Linked DNA regions of Mus musculus: region 1 is linked to region 2. The links are chromatin loops, found by intact Hi-C in ENCODE. Cell type or tissue: left cerebral cortex. All regions are shown on one strand. Each heading gives the region's core, and the rest is flanking DNA. Links, peaks and the distances in the headings are about the cores only.

Region 1 (5,394 bases), core at 130-5,129, 2.0 Mb before region 2:
TGACTTGACACCAATTTTGTATGTGTCTGGCCATAGTCATTTTTTTGTTGGAAGAGCAATGAAGACAGTCTTTAAGAGTTTTCCCGTTGAGGGCATGGACAGGCCCACTGTGTTGAATTATTTTGCAGCACGTACTTGACACAAATCAATTGCTGCTGTTTTTTCATTTGGACATTTAGGTCAAGAGACATGTCAGTTCTTTCAAGGTCATTCCCTAGATTCTGGGATTTAAATCAAGAGGAGGAAAAGATTTCATGAAGGAAGGGAAAAAATACCCCTAAGGGGTAGGAATAAGATTGTGCTGGAAAACGAGGCACTTTTAACAAGAAAGGGAGAAGAGAGTCAAGGCAGAACAATTTAAATGAGACTTTATTTAATGATGTATAAGGAGCGTCCATATAGCAGTTCTTGGGGGTTCTGAATTCTGAGTGTCTTCATAATTTTGTAGATGTGTGTTCTTCATCAAATTCATATGGGAGAAAGAAGAGAGAGTTCTTATAATGTCCTCCTCAGCAAGAACATCATATCAGAGCACTTCTACAGGAAACTACCAGTGGCTGTGATCTTTGGAAGGTCCTCATGTCTATGCACCATGGAGACTTTACATATTTTCTTTTAAGGATCACCTGTCATTTCTTCTCTCAATATAGCACTGTCAGTTGAGCGAAACAAAAAGTTCTTAAGGATAATTGTCAGAACAACATTTTGAGGTATGTTTTTTCTCTGTGTTCCGTAAATGACTATTATCTCTGCTACTCAGGGCACGACTCTGAGGTCTTTGAGAAACTTTACTTACCTTATCGTTCAACTTTCTTTTGGATGTGCTCTTATCTATTTGATTTCTTTCCAACTAATAACATATATGTGTGTGTGTGTGTGTGTGTGTGTAATGTATTTGTGTGTGTGTTTGGTTATTCTATTTATTTATATTTCAAATGTTTCTCTCCTCCTGGTCTCCCCTCTGCAATCCCCCCTCCCCTTTGCCTCTAAGAGGGTGCTCCCCCCTCCACTCCTGCCTCACCCCTCTAGCATCCTTCTTCACTGGAGCAACAAGTCTCTCCAGGTCCAAGTGCCTATCCTCCCACTGGAATTTTTTGGCTTTGCTATTTTTCAGATTACCTTCAACTATTCTGAAAGAGATATTTTTTTTTTGTTGTTGTTGTTGTTGGTTAGATTTTATCGTCAACTTAACATCAACTAGAGTCACTTGGGAAGAGAGAACATCAATTGAGTCTTTATCAAGATGGGATTGGCCTCTGCCTGAGCCTGTTAGAGGTTGTCCTGAATGATGATCTATGGGGAAGGGTCCACCCCACTTGGGCAACACCATTTCTTGTGAAGATGGTACTGCACTATATAATAAGGATGATTAAGCATGAACCTATGAGTGAGGCAGCATACTGCTACCCGAGTTCTTCTTAATTCCCACAATGATTCATTGTGACCTGGAATGTAAGCCAAACCAACTCTTCTTTCACCAAGTTCTATTTGGTCAGACTTTTATTACAACAGAGTGAAACTAGAACAACTTGTTCTTATAGTTTTACTATGACATCTCTCCCATCTTAAATCCTTTACATGTAGGCATGTATTTGTACAGACACAGATGCACACAATCTCGAAATATCACTCCTTCTCTTACAACATATAATATAGTCTGACACGATTTCCATGGTATTCTTAAGGACTGACATAATTTTGGAAGCCTAAATTATCTATAAGCCTCACCAAAGCTTTTTTTTTTTTTTCCTAATTGAGTGCTATAAAATGTAGCCAATTATTTTTTATTTTGAGGAGGAGATAATAAGGTTAGTTAGATGAGGCATAGCAGATGTATAAACAAGAGGAAAACTCAAGTGATGGCAAGCATCCCCTCTCATGTAATTAATTCACAAGGCAGAATGATCTCTTTACATCCTTTGGAATCACAGCTCCAGGAAGCGTGACAAGCCACACATATCAAGTCAAAGTACACCAACATTCACTGATTTACTCCAGTCTAAGCAGAATGTATACAATTGTCACCATCCATGAACACACATTCCAAACACAGCTTCATTGTGGCTCCACGTCACAGCACCAAGAATGAAGGCCACCCGCCATTCATACTCTCAGGATTTGCACAGCTGACTAATGAGAGTCGCCAGAACAAAGTGTGTCTTAGACAATTGATCCCAGGCACATCCATTTGTGGTTGTGTTAGCCGCTGTTAAAATACTTCACTGATAAAGGAACAATGGGAGCAAGGCAATACAGGCTCCAGCTAAGGGTATGCTATGCAAAACTCTGTAATTAGGACCGAGTACAGTGACAGAATGGAGTTCCGGCCACAGGTAGCAGGCATGTCTGGGAGAAGCTGTTACTGGAAAGCTGGGAAGCAAGCATTTAGCTAACATGGGTTTTCCTCTAACTATCCATTCTTTATTGTATTTAGCAAATTAGCAAGTGCGTTAGCGTGAGCGCCACACTCCTGGGAAGGGGCAAAGATTTCTTCTCCTCTCACTCATATTCCGGATTGACAGTTCCCTAGGGGGACAGCAGAAGTAAATTTAGACCTGCCCTGATGGAGGCGAGTCAGCTCATTAGCAGCTGCCTTCACAGCACTTTACCTTCAGCTCACAGATGGAGACAAGGGCTCTTTGAAGGCGATTTTGAGACAGCTTCGCATGGAGCAGCATAAGTGGGGTCTCTGTAAAGTATCGTTCCCCTGGAAACCAAGCGTAACAAATACCCTGTTGTCATCAGCTCAGGATGCCTATAGTTCACACATAAATTCCGGGCTTGTGCGGAAATTTGCACAGTGGATGCCTGTGTTATCGATACACGTAAGCAAGAGGTCTTAAGGATTGTCAATCAGCCCTTTATAGAGTCTTGAACTGATTTGAAAGAGCAGAGCGTTAAAAAGCCTGACATAAATTACCACTACATGATGTATGTGTGGTGCAGAGTTCCTGTGTGAAATATCGTATTCCTCCATGCAATTTAGAAAGAAGTATCAATTATAATTGAATTAGATAGGGTTTTACCATAGAGGCCTATCTTGTTAATTCAAATCCCAAGGATCTCACTTGTGGGAACAATCATAGTGGAATTCTATTTTATTAATAGTTTAATTCTATCCACATTCATTAGATTCAAAATACAAGTGAAAAGGGTGTTATTTTCCACAGTGATTTTTATCTTGGTACAGTCTCTCCTCTAGTTCGGTCTGCTCCAAATCAGCAGATTTAACTAACTATGCGAAAAAAAAAGAAAAAAAAGGTTGAAAATAATCTGTAGGGCATAGGTACACGAGTTACTTAGAAATATATATCAACCAATTAGACATTGGATTCAACATAGTAAGTAACTCAGATACGATGAATGCTAATGGCGAGAAATGCATAGATAATGTTCAAGTTCTAATGTAGAACAGTTTATGTGACAGACATTTGCAGATTTTGGTATATATTCAGATGGTTCTGAAAACCCTAGACACACCATAAAACATGAAGGAGAGAAAATACGTAATAGAGTTTATGGTGTGTCTGATGATACGTAGATTTGAATAAGAAGTAAAAAGTAGCTTTTAAGACTTAACATTCTTATAAAGAAATCCCAAGGGTAAGTCTTACGCAAAGATGTTCATTAAAAACAAACAAACAAACAACCTGTCTGCCTCTTCCCTCAATTGGGGGGGGGCATAACTATCTACTGGAGGTGGTCTCTACAGGTTCTATCTCCCCTTTGTTGGGTATTTTGTCTTAATCATCCCCTTTGGGTCTTGGGAGCCTCTCTCCTCCCTGGAGTCTGGGACTTTCTAGTGGCTACCCCTAGTTTCCCACCCACTACTGCTACATATTTCTACTCAAGTTCCTGACCCTCTGGACTTCTTTCCTGTCCCTTCCCATTCCTGATCCTTCCCCCTCCCTTCCGATCCCTCTCTCCCTCCTAGATCCCTTCCTCCCTCTACCTCCTGTGATTATTTTGCTCTCCCTTCTATGAAGGATTGAAGTATCCACACTTTGGTCTTATTTCCTTCTTAAGCTTCATATGGTTTGTGGGTTGTATTCTGGCTCTCAAAAAATTTAACCCAGAATTGTTCCTGTCCAAAGGAAAGAGAGGGACAAAACCTGGAGCAGAGACTGAATGAAAAGCCCTTCACCTAGGGACCCATTCCATCTTCAGACACCAAACCCCAACACTATTGCTGATGCCAAGAAGCACATGCTGACAGGAGCCTGGTATGGCTGTCCCGAGTGTTTCTGCCAGCACCTGACTAATACAGCTGCAGATACAGCCAACCATCAGACTGAAAGCAATGGAAGAGCTAGGGGAAGGACTGCAGGAGCTGAAGGGGATTGCAACCCTGTAGGAAGAACAATATCAACTAACGGGATCACCCAGAGCTCCCAGGGAATAAACCACCAACCAAAAAGTACATATGAAGGGATCTATGGCTCCAGATACATATTTAACAGAGGATGGCCTTGTCTGGCATCAATGAGAGGGGAGACTTTTGGTCCTGTGGAGGCTTAATGTTCAGCTTAGGGGGATGGTAGAGTGGTGATACAGGAGTGGGTAGGTGGGTAGGGGAGCACCCTCATAGAGGCACAGGGGAGGAGGATGGGATGGGGAGTTTGTGGAGGGGAATTCTGGAAAGGGTATAACATTTAAAATGTAAAGACATAAAATGATTAATAAAAAATGTCTATGAAAAAGAAGCTGTCTGTCCTTATGTGGACTACATGATTTCCTTAGCAGCGACAACCTCAATGTGCCCACTAATTTCCCACATTCCCAACCCCAAACTTGGTTACGGCTTACCATGAAAACTTCCTTCTCTGTTTCACAAGTTTTATTCTGATAAGTTCATATTTTTAAGTCAAAAATTTTGTACTTATTATTCAATATTTTTCAAACTTCCTGCTTGAAGCTTCGCTCCTTTTGAGTGGCACGATCTTTATTAATAGTGTTTTAAAACTATCAGGTCCATGAGATAGATTACCTTGGAGTTGCATAAAGAGAAATGAAGACATAAAGCACCCAGTTCACTCTACTGCTGTTTCACCGTGGCAGGTCTTTGAATGTTCTTCTTTTTCTTATTTAATCACTAGTTTATGATAGGCTACAATTCAACTCTACCTAATTAGCCTTTCCAAGTATAATGGTTGATTAGTTAATCGAGACACATGTACTTACTTAACTGCAATTTGATCTACTTAGGATTGAAATATGGTTTCTCACAGTCACCACTGTCAGCGGATGAAACCCTTCCTCTTTAATTCCTTGCATACTTAATGTCTCCTTGACTTGAGCATCACTGGATCATAGCAGAGCTGCCCCGTGAATTCTTGACGCGTGCTGAAGTTTTCACTTTTTTAGCTCTTATTCACATAGCTCTAAGTGCATTAC
Region 2 (5,394 bases), core at 333-5,332:
TGATCATGAAGGTGAAAGATTATTGCCAATAAAATTACATTTATCTGACAAAAGCCTACAGATATCTCATATTTATCCAAATGCTGTTGCAGAATATGGTGTGTCAATACATCCACATAAATATTCTGTCAGCAGCTTCAGGAGGTACATAGCACCTTTGGGAGTTTTCAAAGACACTGAAAATAAAAATATGTAAAAACTTAAGAGAAAAGGACACATTTTACACATGGTACTGGTTCACATGACAAGATCTCTAACGTTTTATGAACCCCTTTCCATTCTGTTAAGATAATTTTTTAAGCTAGTTATACATATATGTATGTGTGTGTATGTATATATGTATATATGTATGTATGTATGTATGTATGTATGTATGTATGTATGTGGGTGGGTTTTTTTAATATGTATGCAGTGCCTGCAGAGGCCAGAAAAGAAGCACAGCGCCCCTAGAAATGGAGCTAAGGGTGATTTTTAGTTCCCAGATGTGAATGCTGGGAAGGTACCTCTGGTTCTCTTAGTATACTCAACTACTAAGCCATACTTTTCCTCCTCCATGATTTGTATTCAAAGCATTAAGCTACTTGTCCTTAAGCACAACAAAATAGAACACATGAATATCTGATATTTTCTTAGGAAAATGTGATTAAATTTTGATTCATACAGTATATTTTTTACCATTATATCTTGAAACCCCAGTTTTTCACACACCACACCTTATCCCTACCCACCCAATTATAAATAACAATAAAGGGAACCAAAACCAAAACCAAGAGCAAACAACAACCAGTAAACAAACCAATGAACCAACCAACGAACCAACCAACCAATCAAGCAACCAATGAACCAAACAACCACCACCACCACCATCACCACCAGCAACAACAACAAACCCACTAAAAAGCATGGAATTCTATTTGTGTTGGCCAAATACCCCTCAGCATGAGGTCTGTCCTAGAGTGTAGTATATACATCAGATGTCACTACATTGGAAAAAACAACATATGTTTTCTTTTCCATCACACGGCTCCATTCATTGTTCAGAAATCTACATGGAAGAGGAGACAGAAGATGGTAAGGGCTAAGGATCAGATACTCTAAAGATACAGCATCATCTATACACAACAAGGATGGCAAACATACATACCCCTAGAGACTGAAGCATGTACATGACCTGTGTAAGTTTAAACTAGACAAAACCCCAACCCCTCGGAAAGGAATTGGGAAAAAACTCCCACCCTACCTCAAAGAAAATGTGATAATTTTCTTATACTTGTATTTGGATATCTAAAAAAAAATAGTTCTGAGAACACATATTTTATATATACTATCTTATAGTAAAACTGTATTTAGTATTATCTATGACATGAAAAAGTCAGTGCAGATAATTCAGTCATTATGAGCCGTTATTTTTACTGCATGTCTGGTCAAAGATAATAGCTTATACTTTAATGATGTCTTTGTGTGTGACAATGGCCTAATCAGCTTTAAGTGGCAGATAGTAGTGAAGTGAAAAATTCTTTAAAGTGTTGTGTTTTTAATATAATACGTACTATGTATAACTGGAATGATCATGTGATATATACATACATACAAATATATACTCTCCTCTCTCTCATATATATATATATATATATATATATATATATATATATATATTCCCTCAGCAGTTGTTTAAGGTGAAGGAAGAGAATGCCAATGAATCAAATAACGGATAAAGATGTATGAAACTCATCAGATTGCTAGAGGAAGTAATGTCAGTAAAAGGAGTTGTAGAAATGAAGGCAGTATTTTATCAATAAACAAATTAATGGAAGGAACACTGGTTAGGAAGGATTCAGCTAGAGGTATACATTATACAAAGCTGTGAATAAAGGCATAATTATTTCTGCAAATACACTGTTTAAAAATTAGCTGTGATTTATTTTTAAATGAAAATTTAACAATAGTAATTAACATTTGCATGATAACGTTGCAATGATTTTTCAAAAGGAATTATGACAACCTCTTGGCTTGATTGGTATAATAAATTGCTGAAAAAAGTCTTCCCCTCTTACAAAATAGAGATTTTTTTTTTACTATTAGAGAATATACCACAAAAATCTAAACAATAGCATTAAATATTTATGACAAATATAATATAATTTTTATAATCTTATGAATATAAAATATGCAATTCATAAGTAGTTTATGGTTCTATAAAAGGAAAGTTGTTTTTTGTATTCTTCAAAGGCACATGATAAGCATGATTAATATCTCACTAGCAAATTCAGACCAGATACAAGGTTTTCCTCGAGGAGGTCCTGCGGACTGGGCTTCTTTAGTGATATGTCTGCATCGTATGTGGTGGGGCTGGTGAAACTAAATGATTTCTATCATTTGCTGAAGACAAAGTTTTAAACTTCATTGGCTTATCTCCAGCTCATACTTTTATACCCATTTCTTTTCCAACGGAAACAACAATGGAACTGTGAAGAAAAAAAAAAAAAAACTGCAAAGTGACTCAGAAAAGATTTTCGCCATGTGTAAGATGCCAGTGCTGTCCAACCGTGGCAATGACTGTGGGTGTGTTCCTATCCAGAAGAGGGAGTTAGGATGTGAGTTCCAAGCACAAAGTCCACAAAATTGGACCGGACTCTGCATTCTCCCTCACACTCATTTTTCTCTCAAGATACGGTTGTAGAAATTGATCCTGTTTTATTGTTGTTAAGGAAACATTTAAAGTAGTTGATGGAATCCGCAGTAAATAAATAATAAATCCAAACTGAAGCTTTTCTTGAAACACCACTTACATTAGCACAGTCTGTGTGCTTTCTTACTTAGCATGCTTGATGATGTAACAGGGCTCCTGTGAACAAGGCTGGCGGCTTGGGCTCCCTCTGCTGTCTGACTAGTTTCATTTACAGCAGCTGAACTATCCCGAAGAAAGAAAGAAAAAAAAAATCAATGTCTAAAAAATTCAGCTGCTACAGTAAGAAGTACCAGAAACCAAGAATAGCTTATCTTTGCTTTGCCTTCTGAAAAAGACAGCATGAATTTTAAACGAGGAAATGGTGGGTTTTCCGGTAGATTTTGTAATACTAGAGAGATTTTTAATAGAACTGAGAACATAAGCAACTGTAATGAATGAATAGTTCCCAGTGATTTTTGCCATAAAAATATTTAAAATACTTAGGAATAGGATTGCATTTCTAAAACGTCACTACTTATATGTGTACTCAATAAAGTAGCAAAGTAGAATCTTTGCACGAGCTAGCAATTTTTTAAAGAATGAAACCTACACTACATTGAACACACCAATGTATTTGTAACTTACAGCAAGTGAAAATTTGATTTATAAGTAGAAAAGATGGAATAAGTAAAAGATAACAGATATCAGATGTTGAAGCCATTTAACCTCATAAAATTAAGTCAAATGACTTAGGGGAATGATCACAGAAAATGAAACTATAATTTATTTTGCATTATGTGCTTATATTTTACTTTCTTTTTTGACTAAATTTATTGGTAAATGTATTTATTTAAACCTACTTGGCTGTATTATTTTAAATTTTTGGGTTCTCCATTATAATAATAATTTTGTACTTTAAGCCATAGACATGAAATTTTATTTTATTCGATATACATATATTATTTTGCTCCTGGCAATAGAATATAAAACTTTGTTACTTCATTCCATTGTTCCAATAATACCTATGTATTTACTAAGAAACACTTAACTATATCTATTTGCTAGATGTACAGTGTTGAAGTCCTCCTGCTCTGTGCACATGTATGTAACTATTCATATACTTTATTTAGATGTAATTACAAAATATTCTCTCTCTACTCACCCAACTGAATTTTCAGACATTTTCCGGATCACTTTCAGTTTTTTTCTTGTTGTCTAATTATTCATGGTGGTACAGCCTGCCTTTAGGTGTGGCCCACCTGCAAGTAATCACATTAAATAAAACTGAATTTTTTCCTTTTATCAGCATCAAATGGCAATAGCAACTCAGCTACTGATGAGAATTTTGTCCCTTTCTTCTCCTTGCAATGATTAGATTTTTTTCTGGTTTGAGTTTGCACAAATCTTGTGTATGCTGGCAAAATGTCTAAGATTTTGTTTGTGATATAGCTCTGCTCTGTCCAGAAAACAAAACAAAGAAACAAAAAACTCTTTGCAGTTATCCATCACCTCTTGTATACAATGTATTCATGTATACTCTCTCATAGCTATCTGAGCTTTCAAGCGAAGGGTATGGTGCATATATCCCATTTAAGTATAAGAACTACACCACTCTTCTTCATTGCACATTGACCCTTTGAAGCTCTCTGTACTAATTACCATCTAGAGCAAGAAGACACTTTCCCCAAATGAGAGTGGAGCAATGCAGTGATCTCCAGTTATAGTAGTAAGTCATTAGAAGTCATTTAAATATTTTATTTATTAGCAAAATAATAGCATTTGGTTCTCCCCTAGACCTAGAACCTAACTAGTGCGTACTTGGCCCCATTACTACTGTTGGGTATGCATCTCATCTCATGGAGGGGGACTCAGATCCAATCAGAAGCGGTGTGTTTCCACAATGGGATATTGATATTCACAGTGGATAGTCAACTGTTTAAAAATCATTCTACGTAAAACATTCCACACAGGAAGACAGATGTCCCATATTTTCTCTCATGTACGGATGCTAGTTTTGAACCTTCAGATGCCTGTTTTTTTTTTTTTCACTTCATATACCCATAAAAGCCAACAACTCAGTAACCAGCATCCAAAGGGGAAGAGGAAGAGCACAGTGATATTAAAGGTTAAAGGAAACAATTGAACACGAAGGGGTAAGTGCTATTGGGCATGGGTTGTCAGGATAGAGAAAGAAATATGGAAAAGGATAATTAACACTAAAATGCTTTTGAAGTAAATATTATTAAATATATATGTGAGTTTGTGTATGTGTTTCTCTCTCTCTCTCTCTCTCTCTCTCTCTCTCTCTCTCTCTCTCTCTGTGTGTGTGTGTGTGTGTGTGTGTGTGTGTGTGTAAAGAGAGAGACAGACAGACAGAGAGACAGCAAGAGACTAAGAGAGAGACACACACAGAGAGAAGAGAGTTTTAATGGGGTTATCCTACAACCTACCATAACTACACATTTATGCTAGGCAGCAAAATCCTAAATTCTAGGATGAGTCACTTCATGAGTGGGCCTCAGATCCAATCAGATGTAGCGTATTTACACAATGGCATATTGTGTATCCATAGTGGATATTCAACTGTTCTGGGTCTCATAAAGTATGAAGCACTGCAAATTATTGCAATACTTTTGATGACCATTCAGTTCTTGAGTAAAACAACCTAAGTACTGAAGGCACCCCTGAAATAAGAATACAGAGAAATCTGGATGACACTCACATAA

Evidence for each region. A loop is a pair of places that touch in the nucleus more often than their neighbours do. Peaks named below come from ENCODE experiments on the same cell type or tissue, not always from the same donor. Only the 100,000 strongest peaks of a DNase experiment are listed, where the experiment ranks them.
Region 1: it touches region 2 in a loop (7-fold over the local background); 9 of 42 quality-filtered maps call a loop at or near these places.

The regions. Positions count from the first base shown.
Region 1 is chr16:79,174,882-79,180,275 of GRCm38, forward strand. No RefSeq gene overlaps it. Among named protein-coding and RNA genes, the nearest start is that of Tmprss15, 86 kb to the left of the region's middle. In left cerebral cortex, for the core only: no CTCF peak of the experiment used is centred there; a DNase peak (open chromatin) is centred at 2,707.
Region 2 is chr16:81,172,915-81,178,308 of GRCm38, forward strand. No RefSeq gene overlaps it. Among named protein-coding and RNA genes, the nearest start is that of Ncam2, 25 kb to the right of the region's middle. In left cerebral cortex, for the core only: a CTCF peak has its summit at 2,880 (motif pointing left); a DNase peak (open chromatin) is centred at 2,859.